Linked DNA regions of Homo sapiens: region 1 is linked to region 2. A link is a loop called in an ENCODE intact Hi-C map of the cell type or tissue named here. Cell type or tissue: MCF 10A. All regions are shown on one strand. Region 1 has its middle 280 kb from the start of MME. Region 2 holds the start of LOC105374170 (a long non-coding RNA gene).

Evidence for each region. A loop is a pair of places that touch in the nucleus more often than their neighbours do. Peaks named below come from ENCODE experiments on the same cell type or tissue, not always from the same donor. Only the 100,000 strongest peaks of a DNase experiment are listed, where the experiment ranks them.
Region 1: it touches region 2 in a loop (4-fold over the local background); 1 of 110 quality-filtered maps calls a loop at or near these places.

What each region holds. Positions count from the first base shown.
Region 1 is chr3:154,794,568-154,797,067 of GRCh38, forward strand. No RefSeq gene overlaps it. Among named protein-coding and RNA genes, the nearest start is that of MME, 280 kb to the right of the region's middle. In MCF 10A, no CTCF peak of the experiment used is centred here; a DNase peak (open chromatin) is centred at 1,174.
Region 2 is chr3:154,885,125-154,887,624 of GRCh38, forward strand. It overlaps LOC105374170 (a long non-coding RNA gene), which reads right to left and starts at 2,290. Exons shown (of 3, transcript XR_924602.1): 1 at 2,205-2,290. In MCF 10A, no CTCF peak of the experiment used is centred here; a DNase peak (open chromatin) is centred at 1,517.

The sequences.
Region 1 (2,500 bases), 91 kb before region 2:
TTTGTGAGGCACTTGGACTGGACTGGACCAGAGAGCAGCCCTTGGGCAGGGCAGGGAAGGCCAAGTGCAAATGCTCATCTTCTCTTCATCCCAGCTGACCATACCCTCAGCAAACTTCAACTGTTGGCTTTACAACTCCTACCTGATGATCCTGGAGACAGCCTCTACATCTTTCTCCACACACTTCTCCTGATGGTTGGTCATTATTGATTAGTCACAGTTGTCAGCTAACAGATGAGAGTTCTTTGCCATGTTGTCACCTAACAGACTAAGTTGGGGGTTTGGGGAGGGCTGGGGTAGTTGGAAAGGGGGGTTTGCAGATGGTTGGGATGGAGAAAGGGAAAACCAGAAGGTAGAGCTATCCAAGCAGGGTAAGAAAGTGAGAAAAAAAAGGAGACAGTAATTTCCAGTGCAGTGAATTAAGTTCCCTTTTTGGGCATGAACTGGCAAGTATTTTAGACTTACATGTTAAAAATAGAATAGATAACTTAGCAAATGACTACATGACTTTAAGTTTCTGAAAGGCAGAAAATGAGCTAGGAAAAGTTTTAAGACTCAAAGTCAGGGCCAAGAATGAGACAAAAAAGCAATGGAAACTAAAGAGACTGATTTGAGGGGATTAATGTGTGTATGCCTGTATGTATGTATTTATGTTCCCTAGGGATTATCCTTAATTAAAGAGTAAGCTACAGCCCCAATATGCATCCAATATTCAGTTTAAATCCTTAAGGGGATAGAAATACAGGGTGTTCTGAAGAATCTCAGGAATGTTAGGCTGCAGTAAAGTTAGAATAGAAAATGAAAAGGACCCAACAATGTCAACTGCCTATACTGGAAACTATCATCAACCTTTGTAGGTGAGTTCAATTGTTTAGAAAGGCTGTGTCCCTTCACCAGAGAATACTCTATGTGTGGAACAGATATGTAATAATGAATATCTGGACTGCCCAGTAATTTTTTTCATTAATTAAATATTTTAATATGGAGCATTTGTCACAATTTAAATCTGGTTTGAGAAACATCCAACTTCAGAAGCGGCATATTTCAGGAGTCTGTAATAAGCCAAATGACTGTAGAGGTGGAAAGTGCTCTCATGACAGTATAGTTCTGACTCCTCCAGTAATAGTTGAGCTCCCAGCTCAGGGGAATGGAATGAGAAATCACTTCAGCATTGCCTGTCAGCCCTGCTGATTCAACGTCCTTTCTGTTATACCCTGTGACCACTGTCTCACCAAAATGTACAGACTTCCTTTTTCACAGGAGAACACTGAGGCTATCTAGGAAATAACATTCCTGAGCATTCCTTATGCAACATGAAAGTTCTGTTGTCAGTTCTCAATGAAGCCATCAGATCTTCCTGACTGCTGCCTAACACAAGTAAGCTTACTGTCTTACAAGTAAGGCATACAACTTGCCTTACTCTCAAGTAAGCTTAGAAACATATTTTATATCTACTAGATAATTAGTAATATGCTAGCTGCTATAGGATGGAAGGAAATGAGAAAATAAGCCATCTTATTTGAAGTAGCTAACCAAGTCTTGCTCTAGATATAAGGAAATTAAATCAATTAGCAATGACATATAGTGCAATGCTTCATATTTTGGTATTAAATGTGCCTTGCAGAGTTTTCTCAACTCATTTTAAAACATGAATTTATAAAAATCTAAACAAAATGGTAAGAAAAGAAGAAAACATTTGTGCATGTGCTACTTCCAAATGTAAAAGAAAATACAAAAATGTTTCTAAGATAAACCTCTATATATACCAGTGTGTTGTCATCATGTTCTAAACTGTAGGAGCACAGGACTCCTGTATCATTCCCTGAGGATTCAGAAATTTGATCAAATAGAGATTTTCAGGAATTGCCTTCCAATCAATTTCCTGAGGTAAGTACGACAAATACATGGGGATACCAAGAACCAATATTTGTAAGGAAGAAAATGTTGATTTTCCAAAAAGGGGGATAAAAGTTTTGAAAGTTGCTGCCTAAAGAAAATAAACGCAAGTTCCATGACATTGGGTAATCAATCTCTCATTGTGACATCAAAAAAAAAATGAAAGACATACACAATAAACAAAAACATGGTAGTGAAGCACATATTGGTCATTACTAAAAGAAACTCAAACTTTTTTCTCCTTTGCTCTCACACCACAGCAAAAATCATCACAGAAGATTTCTGTGACCAAATATATAGGGGTTTTTCTCCACCAATAAGCAATCAATTCTGCAGTGGACATCATCTGGGAATCCTCCAATTCAACATCTGACACTATCCACCTGGAGATAGCATCAGATCCCACAGGTTGAAGGCACAGTCTTCATGACCACCTCCACTCTTCAGACACCAATTTTAAGTCTGGGCCTCCAGAACATCTGACCAACTGGGGTTCTCACAACCCCTCTTTGGATTCAATTAATTTCCTGGAGTACCTCACAGAACTCAGGGAAACATTTATTTGTGTTTATTTGTTTATTGTAAAGGATATTTTATAGACTAC
Region 2 (2,500 bases):
ACAGCTACTGTTGAAGAGAGTTTGGCAGTTTCTACAAAACTGAATATACTCTTACCACACAACTTAGCAAATGCATTTCTTGGCATTTATGCAAAAGAGTTGGAAAGTTATGTCCACACACACATACACACAAAAATGCACATGAATGTTTATAACAGCTTTAGTCATAGTTGCCAAAACTTGGAAACAATCAAGATATCCTCAGTGAATGAACAAATTAATAAACTGTGGTACACTCAGACATTAGAATATTATTCAGTGCTAAAAAGAAATGAGCTACAAAGATATGGAGGAATGTATATTATATATATATTATATTAAGTGTATATTATTAAGTGAAAGATACCAATCTGAAAAATCTATATGCTGTATGATTCCAACACGATCTTCTGGAAAGGCAAGACTAAAAGATCACTGGTTGCCAGGGATTGCAGGAAGGAAGAAATGAATACATGGAGCACAGATGATTTTAAGGGCAGTGAAAATACTCCATATGGTGCTATAATTATGCATATGTATCTTCATATTTACATTTGTCTAAACCCACAGAATGTACGACACCAAGAACAAACTGTAATGTACACTACAGACTTTGGGTGATTATGATGTGTCAACGTAGGTTCATCAATTGCAACAAATGTACCACTCTGGTAAATAATGTTGATAATAAGGCAAGCTATGCATATGTAGGGGCATGGAGAATGGGAAATCTATGTACTTCCCCTTAATTTTGCTATGAACCTAAAAATACTCTAAAAAAATAAGTAAACAAAAATAGTAGGTTCTCAGTAACCATTAATATTACCCCAAGCCTAGCTCAGCACTATGTATCATTATGAAGATGGCTTTGTTTTGATCTTCCTAAATGTGTAGAACTTTACATTATTTTCAAAGGCAATTTAATACAGACGTTGGTGCCAGGGCATTTAAACAAATATTTTTTAAAAATTTATATGAGGCTAAGTTAGAGATTCTATCACATTCATAATATGTTATGAGCTATCACAAATATTTTAAAATGTCAATCTAAAGAAATTCTATTTCTTTTCCAAACATTTCCAGAGCTCACTTGGAAAAAATATTTTTTTCTAGATATGAAGCTCCTGATATTAGGTAAAGAAACCTAATCAGTTGCTTAAGCAATAAAAGAGAAAGTGAGAAACAGGACCTGAAGGGTATTCTAAGGATAAAGGAGCAAGGGTTTTTCATTTTTTCTCAAAAGAGAAAGACAAGGAATTACAAAATATCTAGGAACAATTTAGGAACAAATTAGGAGACCCATTTAGGAATTTTTAAAAATCACTCATATTTGAATTTACAAGAAAAACGTTCCCATGAGTCATAAAAAATGAGTGTAATTCTGTGAGGAATCTTGATTTGTCTATGGATTTAAATGAATTCTTGATGTGTCACATAATCAAATGTGGTTTGTACTACGTGATGTAAACAGCCCTAGAATTCCCCTTCCTGCTGAGAACTTAATGACTAAATCCTCAGAGCTGAGAAGACACAGGCTACACAAATCTTGAAAGCATCAGATTCACCAGCCCATGTTCAGGAAGCCATTTCTCATAGCTGGAAGCCAACCAGCCATCCTGGGCTCTGGAAAATGTGATGACGTTTACAGTGTGATTTGAGCAACTTGTGCAGAACTGTGAGACTCAGGATACAATGTCTACATGCTCAAGACTTACCATCCCCAAACACCATTTAGTTCACTTTTTACATTAATTATCTCACTAAGAGAGAAAATGGAAATGTGAAAAAACGGCATGAAGAAACAAGCGAAAAACCAACCATAGCAGTGAACAGAAAGCCCCAGAATCAGACTTGACCTGTCTTCATCTTTTTACCTGGGCCAACCTGACTGAAAGCTGAAGTTTCTGAAGGAAAAACAAAGATGACTATGTCTGAATATCATAAATACTTAGACAAGCATTAAATATGGCAGCATGAACAAGATTGTATCTAGCTCCTGTTTTGTAGGTGGAAAAATTGAGACAAAAATGTTAAGTAATGTGGCTTTCATAGTACCTACAAAAATGAGGACTCTAAGGTGAGGGAATTCACTTCTCTGAATTATGAGGACAAATAAGTTTATACTTGGAAAAAATACAAAATACAGCCCAGATAAAAAGCAAATAGCCTTTAGATAACTACGGAACCAAAAGTGTTAATACTTGTTTTCGAATTCTGTGACTTACCGATTGCTAGTCTATCTACCTTGTTTGGTAGGACATATCAGCGATGCACTTGTGGGCATTTATCTCCACATTCCTCCTGAATGAAGGCCAGAGGTAAAAGAGGAATCAGGAAGCAGGAGAAAATGTAAAGGTTTCCATTTTAAATTCCAGAACTTAGATATAAAAGGTTTTTGTGTAGTGTTGCCATGTACAACGTATATTTGTTGTGTTTTAGCTGTCTGTATCTATTCCTCTTTGATTTGGAAACACTTTCTCAATCCCTTGAGTGAATTTTCACTCCACTGCTATGTTTGCTG